Linked DNA regions of Homo sapiens: region 1 is linked to region 2. The links are chromatin contacts, found by Hi-C or POLR2A ChIA-PET in ENCODE. All regions are on one chromosome and are shown on one strand. Each heading gives the region's core, a stretch centred on a gene start or an enhancer-like site at or near the end of the contact. The rest is flanking DNA. Distances are from core to core; before and after follow the strand shown.

Evidence for each region. A loop is a pair of places that touch in the nucleus more often than their neighbours do. ChIA-PET counts read pairs that join two places held with the same protein, here RNA polymerase II (POLR2A). Pooled maps may share reads with other maps.
Region 1: a map of endothelial cell of umbilical vein shows a loop between it and region 2 (1.9-fold over the local background). The contact joins the enhancer-like site here to the promoter of JMJD1C in region 2. A Hi-C loop is called at or near these places in 2 of 168 maps with a recorded cell type or tissue (ascending aorta and endothelial cell of umbilical vein) and 5 of 50 pooled maps. POLR2A ChIA-PET finds 5 or more read pairs at or near these places in 6 of 52 experiments (A549, H1, HCT116 and 3 more).

The regions. Positions count from the first base shown.
Region 1 is chr10:63,571,384-63,578,558 of GRCh38, forward strand. The region is part of intron 2 of REEP3 (receptor accessory protein 3); the gene reads left to right. Among named protein-coding and RNA genes, the nearest start is that of REEP3, 54 kb to the left of the region's middle. Within about 2 kb of position 2,093, at least 3 of the 41 ENCODE cell types and tissues checked have a DNase peak (open chromatin) inside an H3K27ac peak, as active enhancers do; they include endothelial cell of umbilical vein, where a contact is called at or near this core.
Region 2 is chr10:63,459,813-63,467,391 of GRCh38, forward strand. JMJD1C (jumonji domain containing 1C) reads right to left here and starts at 6,165. Exons shown (of 26, transcript NM_032776.3): 1 at 5,683-6,165. The coding sequence starts at 5,850. JMJD1C-AS1 (JMJD1C antisense RNA 1) reads left to right here and starts at 5,417. Exons shown (of 1, transcript NR_027182.1): 1 at 5,417-6,751. RefSeq lists silencers at 5,278-5,617, 6,158-6,307 and enhancers at 5,397-6,186, 5,808-5,877, 5,958-6,127, 6,578-6,627.

The sequences.
Region 1 (7,175 bases), core at 843-3,342, 110 kb after region 2:
GGGAAAGTCTGTTTCCCTGTCTACTCCAGCTTCTACAGGCTGCCCGCATTCCTTGGTTTATGGCTTTATTCTTCCATCCTCAAACCCAGCAATGTTGGGCTGAGACCTCTTCATGCTGCCATCTCTCTGGTTCTCTCTCTTCTGCCTCCTCTTCCACTTATAAGGACTCTTGTGATTACATTGGGCCCACCTGATTAATCCAGGATAAACTTCCCATTTCAAGGTCAGCTGATTAGCAACCCTAATTTCATCTGCAACCTTATTTCTCCTTTACGGTGTAACCTAACATACTCAGTTTCCAGAGATTAAGACACAGACATCTTTAGGGGAGAGAGGGCATTTTTCTGCCTACTCCAATAATATCTCAGTTGTTCTAACTGCAGTCTTATGAAGTAGGCATAGAAAATATTCCAGTATTACAGGCTTAGAGAAGTGAATTTACCTGGAGTCACATGGATTGTAAAGACAGAATTGGTACCAGATCAGAGATCTTCTGTTTCTAGTATTTTATTCATTCTATTCTACCATGCTACCTTTAGAAACACAGGTGAAGATTCTAGCTTCACGTAAAAGTTGAAACAGCCTTCACAACCAGCCAGTGAATATGCATCTGATTAATTCAAAGCTGGACGTTCGGGGGCCACGGCCATATAGATATTTTCCAAGAAGGACAATCAGGCAGCTTACCAGGGCGGGACCCACCAGCATTGAAATCACATGTGAACAAAGAGGTTCAAAATGAAATAGAAGGTTTTGAAAATTCTGTAAAGTTCCTCCTTTAAAAAAAAATAAAATCCCTTAAATCTTGACAATCTTCTAAGTATTTCCAATCTAATTTCACTCTGACAAAAATTTTGAACATTATTTGCTTGCACCCAGTGCAAGGCTAAGTCCTAAACTTAGCCATCTAATTTAAACCGACTTTTTTTTTTTAATTATACTTTAAGTTCTCGGATACATGTGCGGAACGTGTAGGTTTGTTACATAGATATACATGTGTGACATGGTGGTTTGCACCCATCAACCTGTCACCTAGGTTTTAAGCCCCGCATGCATTAGGTATTTGTCCTAATGCTCTCCCTCTCCTTGCCCCTGACCCTCCAACAGGCCCCAGTATGTGATGTTCCCCTCCCTGTGTCCACGTGTTCTCATTGTTAAACTGACTGTTAACAGTTTTATCAGAACTCTGTCCTCATAAAGTTTTCCTATACAGTAATCCTATCCAAATTTTCTTTGTTTTATACATGGTATTTTCTTAGTAAAATTAACCTTTTTATATTGCCCTGTTATGTTTTTAATAGCACCTTATAGTATCTGATGTTATATTCTTTATTTGAATATGTTTATGTTCCCCACCAGAATAAGCTCCATGGGGAATGTTTTGTTGTTTTATTAATTGCTATATTCCTGTACCTAGAACAGTACCTGCTGCATAATAGGTACTCAATATTTCTTGAATAAATAAATGAGAAAAGTTGACTTTTAAGTAAATATCAAATATTGTGCTTAATAGCTTGTACATTTCTTAAGTGGATTGATCTAGTTTACCAGCTTTGATTCTGCTGGGTTAGGGAGAATACAGTCCAGTCTTAACATTTATCCCAAAACCCAGTTTCTTTGTGGTATTTGGTTATGACCTAAATTTCACTGCTATCTACTTCAAAATTATTTTCAGAAAGCAAACATTTTCGGTTAATTTACTTCTTCCCACCCCCAACTACTACCATTCCCCTTAAGCCTGCAAATGGTAGATTGCACCTGATAAAACAGATGCTGTGCTCAAATCAAAACAAATGGAAAGTACTGTGTATTTTGGCAACCTTCCTTTCTTCCTTTGCCTATTTTTAAAACAGAGCTTTCCTAGGATATAATTTCCTGCATAGTGTGGCTGATATGGCCTACTTAAAGACTTTCAGTCTTGCAGTAATTGAAATGTAAACTTACTGAAGAATTAGTATGGTTTTGCAAATTTTTTCAGGCTCATTCCATCTCATGACTTGAAAATAGAGTGTTTACTTCCAAGTCGTGTGTAATTGCTGTAGCTTTTCTAGGAAACCAGTGTTCTTATTCTAAGAATGTTGGAGAAAGCAGCAATGAAAAGATTGGCTAACAGCACTTACAAATCAAAATCAGACATTTGGTTCTGAGATTTACTGTGAGCAAGAACAAAGAACAGGAAAAGCTGGGAGATTACTCTCTAAAAGGCCTAGAAATGGCCCTCTAAAAGTCTGCTGACTTGGTTTTTGAAAGTGACCTAATTTTCGACTGACTATTTAGGTGATATGAAAATGAACAAATATACCACATGCCAGTTCTACAGATCTTATTGATAATGAAATCTGAAGTTGTCTGCTAACTTTAGAGTGGAAATAGAAGGGGAAAAACATACTAAAGAACTTTTCTTTGTTCTCAAGAAGTGTTTCCTAGGTATCTTTTGATAATTTTGATAAAAAGTATTCATTTCATTTAAAGGTTTTAATAATTTAGAAAGTTTAAAGATTAGCCTACTGATTATGATGGGATTTTTACTGAAAATTAGTTTTGTCAGGCTGCTTGCTTGTCTGTGTATTTTCTATTCTAATTTAGTTTTTATTTTTATCAAAGCTGTATTTACTTATAATGTAAAAAGTCAATTAGTTTTCCAAGGCTTATTATGGAAAACAGTAGTTCCCCAGGCTCCCATCCCTATGTCTAACTCTCTAGAGGCAACTAGTTCAAACTCTTTTATCTGAATCTTTTAGCATTTATTGCCATATTCCAAATAACATACTTATTGTGCTATTTCTTAATTTTTCAGATGGACGTCATGAGTTAACTTCCTTCTACGAAAGATGATTTAGCAGTTACCCAATGCCACTATACACTTGCATATTTCTCTGTTCTTATAGCTTCCCAGAATCATTGCAGTATAATTTGTTTAGCTCAATATTCAATATTTATATTATTTAGACAAAATTAGAAGCAATAGAATATAGAGGTAAAGTGCACAATGTCTGGAAACAGGCTTCCTAGGTTTCATCCTAGCCCTACCCATTACTAGCTCTACCTTTGGACAAGTTATTTAACCTTTCTGTGCCTCAGTTTTCTAATCAGTAAGTAGTAGTAAATAATGAACATATTATTTAATTATATGAATGCACATAAAGCATTTAAATCAGTACCTTAAACATAACAGTACCTGTCATATAATCATTTTCATTATGTAAACACTATTCACAGCTGATCTCCACAGTATCCTGCCATTACCATTCTTTACTCTGGTGTTATTCACTATCTTGTTGTTTCATTTGTGTGGTGTTCTCTGTGTTCTTACTCTGTATCCAGACCCAAACTTTCCTAGAGTTGTGTGCATTTCTTCTCAGTGATGGTTCTTGTTTTGGATTCTCTGATTTCTTAATTACTTAATTTCTTCATTTTGATAAAATGCATCCTTCCTGAGAAGGCTATAATGAGAGGTCAATTTCTTTTTTTTTTTTTTTTTTTTTTTTTTTTGAGACAGAGTCTCGCTCTGTCGCCCAGGCTGGAGTGCAGTGGCACGACTTGGCTCACGGCAACCTCTGCCTCCCGGATTCAAGCAATTCTCCTGCCTCAGTCTCCCAAGTAGCTGAGATTATAGGCATGCGCCACCATGCCTGGCTAATTTTGTATTTTTAGAAGAGATGGGGTTTCACCATATTGGCCAAGCTGGTCTCGAACTCCTGACCTCATGATCTGCCTGCCACGGCCTCCCAAAGTGCTGAGATAACAGGCATTAGCCACCGCACCCAGACCCCAAGAGGTCAGTTTCTTGAGATGCTAGGTTGGAAATCATTTTCTTTCAGAATTTTGAGAGCAATTCTTCATTGTCTTTAACTTCTGGTGTTGCTGTTGAGAAGGCTGAAGCCATTATGATTCTTACCTGTTTTTCTCCCCATTCAGGAAGCTTGTGGGATATTTTCTATTTTCCTGTTGTTTTAAAATTTCATGATGATGTACTTTGTTGCATGAGTCCGTTATAGTCAATTTTGCTAAACCCTCAGGAGTCCCTTTTAATCTGGGAATCCTTTTTCCTTCAGCTCTGAGAAATTTAGTTAAAATTATCTCTTTAATACTGTTCTGTACTCCATTTTCACTGTTGTTCTGTCTGGAATTCTTTTTATTCATTTGTATTTGTAAGGCACTTGGACTGGTTTTCCAATTTTTTTTTTAATCTTTTCCCTTCTCTTTCCCATCTCTTTTTGTTCTACTTTCTGATTGAGTTTCTCAGTTTTATCTTCTAACCCTTCAATGGATCTTTTAATTTCTGCACCTATGTGCTTAGTTCCTGAGAATATGACTGACAGTTTTTTGGACACTTTTTTAATTTATTCTATTTTATTTTATTTTTTGAGGCGGTGTTTTGCTCTTGCTGCCCAGGCTGGAGTGCAGTGGTGCAATCTCGGCTCACCGCAACCTCTGCCTCCCAGGTTCAAGCAATTCTCCTGTCTCAGCCTCCTGAGTAGCTGGGATTACAGGCATGTGCCACCAGGCCCAGCTAATTTTGTATTTTTAGTAGAGAAAGGGTTTCTCCATGTTGGTCAGGCTGGTCTTGAACTACCGACCTCAGGTGATCCGCCTGCCTTGGCCTCCCAAAGTGCTGGGATTACAGGTGTGAGCCACTGTGCCTGGCCGGACATTTTCTTCTTTCTACATAGTCTTTCGTTTGAATTCTGTTTTACATTTGTTTCAGCTTCTGTTTTTCATGTATAATTTCCTCAAATGTTGGATGATCTCGGGTTCTCTGCTCATTTTTTAGGATAATAATGAAAAGCTGCCTGGAGCTCTGTGCCCATGAAAGGGCTTATTGAACGTGATCTTCACTGTAGAGTGATCTGACTAGACTATAGAATATTTTCCTGTGGCTGCCATAAGGACGTACCACAAGCAGTGTGGATTAAAACAACAGAAATGTATTGTCTCACAATTTCTGGAGGCTTGAAGTCCTTAATTTCATAATCAAGATGTTGACTGGGCCACACTCCCTCAGAAACCTGTTGAGGAGAATCATTCCTTGTGAATTCCTAGCTGCTGATTGTTGCCAGCACTTCAGTCTACCTCCACACTCTACCTCCATTGTCACATAGGACTCGCCCCTCATGTCTCTGTGTGTCTATTTTGCCTCTTCATCTTAAAAAGACACCAGTCACATAACTTCATTTAACTACATCTTCAATGACCCTGTTTCCAAATAAGGTCACGTTCTGAGGGATTGGGGTTTAGGACTGTGTGTTAGTCAGCTTGTGTTGCCATAACAAAAACCATGGACTGATTGACTTGAACAACAGGAATTATTTTTTCACAGTTCTGGAGACTGGAAGTCCAAAATCAAGTTGCTGCCAGGGTTGGTTTCCTGTGAGGGCTCTTTTCCTGGCTTGTAAGGCAGCCACCCTCCCATATGTCATCACATGGTCTTTCTGATGTGTGCACATGGAGAGAAATATTCCTCTTTTTCCTTTTCATATAAAGACACCAGCCCTATAGTAGGGCTTCACCCTGTGACCTCATTTAACCTTAATTACCACCATAAAGGCCCTAACTCCAAATATAGACACATTTGAAGTTAGAACTTCAACCTGTGAATTTTGGGAAAACCTAATTCAGTCTAGAGCAGATCTTAACACATCTGTTTTGGGAACACCATTCAACCCATAACAACCATTTCTTGGAAAGTTATCAATGTCTATATCTTTAGGTATTTTCTCTTGTGCCAGTCAGATTCTTCAGAGAAGACTCTTCCATTCTGAAAGGTACTTGTTTACCAGCATCCTACTAGGAGAATAAGGCTTGGGGGCGCTCAACATTCAGTTTATAAACTTTTACTCGATCCCTATTAGCCCCACTCTCAGTTGTGCTGGAGATTTGCAAATCCAGAAACCCTCTGATTCACCCCTTTCCAGAGAATAAACATAAGGGTTTCCCTGGGGAAGGAGGGACATTGACAGGCTTCTGGAATGAGAAGGTATCTTGGAGTCTCTCTCCTCCTTAAGCAGATGTACAGCCATCCTTCCTAACTTTAGCACCCCTGTCCTTTTTGTTTTGTTAGACAGGGTCTTGCTGTGTTGCCCAGGATGGAGTGCAGTGGTGCCATCATAGCTCACTGCAAGCTCCACCTCCTGGGTTCATGCGATCCTCCCTCCTTGGCCTCCCCAGTAGCTGCGACTACAGGCACATGGCACCACATCTGGCTATTTTTCTTTTCTTTTTTCTTTTTTTCTTTTTTTTCCTTTTAAGTAGGAAAAAAAAGCTGTTCTTGAGCTCCCGGGTCCAAGCTATCCATCCACCTGGGCCTCAGAAATTGCCAGGATTGTTAGGCATGAACCACTGCACCCAGCCTCTGTAACCCTTTTGACCAGGAATTTTGCCACCATTTCTTTTGGCGAGCTCTGCAGTGTAGAGTTAAGTTGCTTCTCAGTTTTTCCCCCTGCCAGCTTGCTGTTCAGTTTTCTCAGGTCTCCTAACTCAGTTACTACTCATCCATTTCCTTCCTGGTTCCAAAATTCTTATGTTCTCTTCTATATTCTTCTGAGCTTATGCTGTCTTTAAAAATCACTTTACTGTTGTTTTAATATTTGTAGAGGGAGTGGAACTGAATATGTATATTCAGTTTACCATCTTTACCCAAATTTCCAAATTGACTTTGTGAGTGGGATACTTGCAGTTGAGTTACTCTGTGGTATGTATGTATGTATGTATTTATGTATGTATTTATTTATTTAAAGTCGGAGTCTTGCTCTGTCACCCAGGCTAGAGTGCAATGGTGTGATCTCAGCTCAGTGCAACCTCCACCTCGCAGGTTCAAGCGATTCTCTTGCCTCAGCCTCCCGAGTAGCTGGGATTACAGGCACCTGCCACCACACCCAGCTAATTTTTGTATTTTTAGTAGAGACGGGGTTTCACCATGTTGGCCAGGCTGGTCTCAAACTCCTGACCTCGTGATCCGCCTGCCTCAGCCTCCCAAAGTGCTGGGATTACAGGCGTGGGCCACAGCGCCCACCCGATTTACTCTATAATATTAAGTAAGACTTATTATACCCTTAACATTGGTTTTTAAATGTGTTCACTTAGGAAATAGATTTAAAGTAATATATGGCCGGGCATGGTAGCTCACACCTATATCTCAGCACTTTGGGAGGCCGAGGTGGATGGATCAATCGCTT
Region 2 (7,579 bases), core at 4,915-7,414:
CTTAAACCTTAAGTAAATTTATTCTCCCAAAATGAAAACTCCATAAGAGAAAAATCCACAGTAGTATGTAGGATTCAGAAAAAGTTTGGTCAGTCACATTTTTTCCTGCTACCGTGTCAATACTATTAACCTCTCTATGTCAGCTTTGCCTTCAAATTGGTTTACCTTAAAGTAGAAAAATGGCTGCAGCAGTTCCAGACTCATACCCACACAATGCTATCCTTGGAATCCCTCCGACTGGATCCATTTATGGCCTGTACCAATCAATGGAGTTCTATTCTGTAAGTTAGCTTAGAAAAATCATGGCCCATCCTGTAGTCAAACCACACAATTGGATAAAAGATAGAATGGATACTGCGGAGGGGAAGGTACACAGTGCCATAAGAGAAACAAAAAATTTACAATTAAGAGTAAATAGTAAGGTCAGGTGTAGGTGGCACACACCTGTAATCCCAGCATTTTGGGAGGCCAAGGTGGGAGGCTCACTTGAGGCCAGGAGTCCAAGACCAGCCTGGGCAACAAAGTGAGACCTCATCTCTACAAAAAAAAATTTAAAAATTAGTTGGGTATAGTGGCACATGCCTGTAGTCCCAGCTATTCAGGAGGTGAGGTGGGAGGATTGCCTGAGTTGAGGAGTTCCAGGCGGCAGTGAGCAATGATCACACCACTGCACTCCAGCCTGGGTAACAGAGCAAGACCCTGTCTCAAAAAAGAGTAAATAGTAATAGAAACTTGAGATGGTTAGTATGAATTAAAATATTCAAGTAACTTATGACATTCCTTTATTATTCCATAAGCATTTATGGACACCTAAGTAAATGCTAGGTACGGTACTAAATATGTGAAGATGACAGAAAATGAATTTTAGACTTAAAGACATTTCTTGTATATAATTTGAAATTGTCTAAAAATAATATATAAAATCTATAAATACAGGAAAATAGCCTGTATGCTTTCAATTACATTGAAATATCTAGTTAACATTTTTACTTTCACATGCAATAATATCCCTATACAAAGACGATAAGGTTTCACATGGTAAAATTTCTATAGTTCAATTATTCTAATGAATGAAAACATTCCCTATTTAAAATTACTGGAACTTACTGAATTCCCTATTTAAAATTATTGGAAATTATTGGAATACCCTATTTAAAATATGTGCCAGAACATATAGATGATGGGTCAAAAGATCATATAAAACAACAGCCCCTTTAATTTTACACAGAAACACAATTAACAACATTTACTGGGCGATCATCACCTTCTTTTAAAACTAGCTAGTGGTAGTAACTGCACGAGTTTATGTCCCACCATTGGGGCAATTTCGTCATTTTCCTATATTCAAGTCTTTACCAGCAATAGCAATAACAAATTCGAGTGTGAAAAATAGTTGGCATACTTACATCAGACATAGAAGTCTTTCTACCTACCAAAAAAACCAATTTTGCTATAGTAAACCTATCAAGATCGTATTGACCAATGAAGTAAAAATCATTCATTCATTCATACATTCAACATTTTGTAAACAGACCAGAAATCAGCATTTTTAATAATGATGCAAGACAATATAAATGTCAGACTGACATAAAGAAACATACAAGGAAATGTAATGCTACCAACTAAATAAGAAACTTAAATGAGAAAACTAAGCAGAAATGTGTAGACCCAAAAACAAAAAGGGGTTTTATTTATATGCGAAATCATAAATCACTTTAAATTTCCTAAACATGAATATTATTCATATTTAAGACAGAAGTTTTGCAAAATAACATCAGCTGATACACATTTCAACAGTTTAAACTCTTCATTCCCAGGATATCCCCTAAATACAAGCAAATTTATGGGTTTGGCCTTTAATACACAGTATGATTTTTTATTGTCCTTTTCTCTATTGAAAAAACCAGACATATTTTATTAAATACTTACACTTTAGACAGAACTGGCTTGAAAACAGAAATACAATCAACCTAAGCATCAAAGAAAGGTAGATAGATGGGTGTATGGATGAATGGATGGATAGATAAGCAAATAAATAAATCACTGAGATCATAAATGGAAGCGAAGTTAAACAAGAGGAGAGTAAATTGATGTCTGCTATTTAATTAATATTACAATATTATTCAAGGAGACAAATATTATGCAACAGTACTTCTCAACTGCCAGTTTTCCTTAAACTATCAATTTTCTAGAAAAATTCCTCAAAAAGTAGAACAGCAGTAATGTCAAAAATGTATCCCAAGACAAAACTCAGTAATGGGGCTAAAAAAGAAACTCAAAATGAAAAAGGTTCACAATGTGCTGTATATATTTCAACTTCTTCAACAACTTGGTCCTCCTGCATAAAAAAGGCTTAGATATTTTGTTAGCAAAGATAATTCCAATACAGATAACCCAAAAGGTTCTCACGCCATATTTTTAAAAGTTGACAAACTATTTGAAATTATCCAACATAACCTAATGAAAACTCTATTAATTAAACTTATTACTTAAAAGATTAGAAAGTAATATCACTATAACCCCTGGCTGAAAAAATAAAATTTTAATCTTACTTTATTTGTATTAAATTATATATGTTCATATTGTACAAGAAATATGTTTGCTACCACGGTGTGGTAAAAAATAATTTAATCCCAAAGATATCCATGTCCTAATCCCAGGAACCTGTAACTGTTACATTACATGGCAAAGGAGAATTAAAGTTTACAAGGAATTATGGTTGTTAATAGATGGCAAGATTATCCTGGATTATGTCAATTGGCCCAAAGTAATCAACAGGGCACTTACAAGTGTAATGGGGAAGCAGGAGAGTTAGAAGGAGATGACTAGGGAAAAACGGTCAGAGAGATACAACTTGGTTGGCTTTTAAGATGGAGGAAGGGGGCCATGAGCCAAGGAATGTGGACAGCTTCTAAAAACTAGAAAAGGAAAGAAAATGGATCTCTCCTAGAATAAACAGTCTTGCCACACTTTGATTTTAGCCCAGCAAGATCCAGGTCTTATTTGTGATCTCCAGAACTACAAAATAATAAGCGTATAACATTTAAACCACCAAGATTACGTTAATTAAACAATTATAGAAATTTAATTCACGTGGCAATTCCTCATACATAAGACCCAAAATAAGAATAACTGATTATCTTTGAGACACAATATTCCCTCAACTACTTTGAAGTTCTTATCATTATCCTTCCAAATCATGTGCCACAGGTTTGTGGCACATGTCCTGCCTGGTGTATCCAGCCAGGACTTCTAGTAGACTTAACAGGTTTTTAATTATACATATTTGTAGCTTTAAAAAAAAAATCACAAACTAGCCTATTCAACATTTTCCATATACTTTCTTTTTACATATTTATTTATTTATTTAGAGACAGGATCTCACTCTGTCGCCCAGGCTAGAGTGCAGTGGCATAATCTTGGCTCACTGCAGTCTCAACCTCACTGAGCTCAGGTGATCCTCCCACCTCAGCCGCCCCAGTAGATGGAACCACAGGCATTGTACTACTATGCCCGGCTAATTTCTGTATTTTTTGTAGGGACAGGGTTTCGCCATGTTGCCCAGGCTAGTCTCAAAACTCCTGCGCTCAAGTATCTTCCCATCTCAGTCTCCCAAAGTGTTGGGTTTACAGGCGTGAGCCACTGTGCCTAGCCTAATTTCATGTAACTTAAAATCTACTCTGCAGTAATCAAAGTCGAACAGGAATATTACATTATGTTAATGCTAAACTGTTCCAAGTTTCGTTTAAGAAATGTGAATGTAAGAAAATCTGGGAATAAATCTAAAATGGTAGATTCTAGGCTAAAAAAACTAAATTAATATTCAAATTTTCAAATAAAGACAGATTAAAAAAACTCATCAAGGGTTCACATAGGTATGGTTCAACATACATTTTTCTTTTTTTGGTAAAATTTAGATATGGTGAAACGCAAAGATAGTATCAATTCAACGAGTTTTGACAAATATATATATCTGTGTAACCAACAATCAGGATAGGAAACATTTCTATCACCTGAAGAAACTCCTATTCTTTCCAGTCAATCTCTACCATCCATAGATAATTTATTTTTTAATATCCAGCTTAATACCTTACTAACATATGCAAACTTAACTCTTTAATCACTTAAATTCCCAACTAAGAGAGCAATTAAGTTATTTATATATACAAATTTTTTTTTTCCTTTTTTACAGATGAGGGGGTCTCACCTATGTTGCCCAGGCTGGACTCTTAATAAGTCCTGGGCTCTAGCAATCCTCTTACCTCAGCCTTTTACACAAACAAAAATAGTTACTGAATTGAACTGCCATAATTTTTAGAACCACTAACATCACCAATACTTTTTAAGGAAGATTATACATTTCTATACGAAAATAACCAGCCAAAACCTTCAAAACTACCTCTATTTTCTGTTAGAAATACCTATCAGCAAAACACACCTATTTTGCGATATCGAGTCAATATTAATACATGCCGCATTAACCATATCATTGACTACAGTGAGGAAAACCCGAGTTTACAAAAACACACTCAGAAACTATTAAAATAGGTAGGTAAAAAATATTAGGTAGATACCTGTACAAATATTACAATGAATTTGGAATTGTAAGCTTTCATGCACACAAAGGGAAAAAAATTTCCTAAATTTGAAGTTTTCATTGAAAAAGTAAATGGCTCAGGGCATTACAAATAAATTTCACAGATTACGTATTCATAAATCAACCTTTGGAAGTCTAGTCCATGTCTTGTCTCTACTCCGCCCCTTACCTTCAAGCTGTCCCTCAGTGAGAATGTACTTGGAACACAACAGAGCATATTACAGCTCAATATCATGCACATACCTACGCTACTCAAAGAAAGCACTGGCAGCGTCACATGTAAGAAACCAAAAAAAAAAAAAGATAATCAATTCTGCATGGCATTTAACATTTTAATTGACAACATTTTTCGTCTTATTTAAAATCGTATAAAACCCAGAAACAGCTTGACTCCAAAGAACTATACCTTTCTAACAAGAAAAGCACATTGGGGACAGAAAGAGAGATTACCCTCCATACCAAAATTTTTCACTTTTATCCTTTACGGTTAGAAAGCCAAGCATCTATTAAGGAGAGGATGAATCCGGGCACAGCCACCACCACGGCCTCTGCCTCTAAAACACATAGGAATCCCCGGACTGTGTGGGAAGGTCTCTTTTCTTTTCTCCCTCCCCTTCAGCAACCTTACAGGATAAGTTTTAAGTCTCGAGCTACAGCACTATGAAGACTTTTCCAAGAAAAGAGATACCAGGGAAGCTGGCCGCCTGTCGCCATGAGTGGTCCGCCCCCTACCCCCACCTGCCCGCGCGGCGCCGGACTCGCGGCTCCGCCTTTCGGGGAGGTCTCCGTGGCCGCCCAGGCGCCACAGCGGGGAGCCGCGGTCGACCCCTCCGGGATGGGGGCCAGGGCAGCCTCCGCGGCTATCCCGGGAGTCCTGCTCCGACACCACCTCCACAGGGGAAGCCGCTCGGAGAGACGCAGGGACCCAGGCAAGGGATGCGGGCAAACGCGCCAAGGGTTCAGCAGAGGGGCGTGACCGCCAGTTGGCCGGGCTGAGCGAGGCGCCAGAGGGAAGCCTGCAAGGTACGTCTGCGAGAGCCGGGTGCGGGCGCGGCAGGGGAAAAGGGGGGCGCTGACTCTCTTACCGCCAGGTCCGGATTGCGGCTGTCCCTGTGTGACACGGCTCGGATGACCCCCGCTCGCCAGCTTCGCCAGCCGCGTCCGCTCTCCCAGCGCTCCGAACGTGCCTCGTCGCCGACCGCCACACACAGGAACCGCTTACCCACCAGCTCTGCCCGCGTCTCTACCGCCATAGCTGTCGCTGCCGAAGCGGCCGCTGCCTCCTCCAGTGCGAGGGAACCGATGAAACCTCACTCCTACCGGCCGCTCATGCTGAGGAGAGCGGACCGGGACACAGCAGCGGACCCGAAAGAGCGCAGACTCGGGACGAACCGGCCGCTCTGCCCCGGACACAGCGACCTCGGGCCCTCCCCGCAAACACTCCTTTGGACTCCCAGATTCGCAGCCTTGTGCTGCAGCGCCACACAAGAAAACTGAAACAAAACCCAACGCGGCCGTCGAAGACCCCGAGGCAGCCCAGCCGCCGCCACCGCGCCGCGGCCAGTACTGCTCCGTCTCCCTCCCCGGGCAGCGGCGGCGCGCAGCGCGTCTCCTTCCGCCGGCGCGGGCGGGGCAGCAGCCGCGGGAGGGTCGGCGGAACCACCGCAGACGGAAAGTAGTGCCCGGCCCTGCGGAGGCGGCAGCGGCCACTGGGTCCGTCCAGATCCAGAGGCGGCGGCGGCGGCGGCAGCGGGAGACGAAAAAATGAAGAGGGCCGCGGGAAAGTAGGCGACAGCTATTCAAAGCTTTTGGGGGTCTACCTTTGTATTCGTTGCTCCCTCAGAGGTGGAGGTGAGGGGAAAGTGAAGTGTAGTGGTTCCACTCTGATCACAAAATAAACTCCTGGGTTGACGCCTCACCCGCGGTTTGATGTTCAGAGCACACAGCGCCCGCCGCCTGAGTTAGCCTGAATTAGCAGTCCCGCAGTAACAGCAGCAGAGCAGGACAACACTTCTACTGAAAACTAAGCCCCAAAGTCACAGCAGAACCAACCGTTCATGACTTCAAGGGAAAACGAGGGGGAAAATGTGATCCTTTCATTCTTCTCATTTGTGGTGATACTAATTACATGTTTAAGCTATTCACAGATTTAAATTCGTCACTGCTTTATTATAAGAACAGCAAATGCTCCGTGGCGGGCCCTTGTCAACGTCCTGAAATTTCACAAACCGTGTCTGCGACAGTCTTAGTACTTTTAGTACTGGTACACAGCTCAAACACACTGGTCAGATAATAAAAGCAGAGAAAATCCCCAGATTCAGTTATTAGAAAATACCATGGAAAGAAAAGGATTTTAGCCAATCACAATTCAAGAAAAAAAATATTTATTTCCCATCCAATTACAATCGGACTCCCTAACCCACACAAAGATCTCTAACTTGGAACAATCACTCTTCTTTGATCAACTTATTTGTTATAAATCAAACCTCCCTACAAATGTCAGTGAGCAGTTCGATTTCAGGCACCCTTTATACTGCTTTTTTATAGGTAGTCCAATATTCTAAATTTCAGTTTCTTGAGATTTTCCTGAACCTCTATTTAAAAAAAAAAAGTTAACAGAGTTTACAGTAGTAATCTGAATGTTTAAAATAACTATAAGGCTTTTATCTGTTTTCTCTAGAACACTCAAGCTGGGCAATTTGAAGTGGAGAAACACAACCACTGCTAATAGGTTAGAAACCAAAATTATAAGGAAGATGGATTTTAATAATCATGGTCAAATTTTGCCAAAGACCAAACATAGAACTGTAATAAATAGGCTGGGCACGGTGCCTCACGCCTGTAATCCCTGCACTTTAGGAGGCAGATCACCTGAGGTCGGGAGTTCGAGACCAGCCTGGCCAACATGATGAAACTAAATGTATTTTTAGTCTCTACTAAAAATACAAAAAATTAGCTGGGCATGGTGGAGCATGCCTGTAA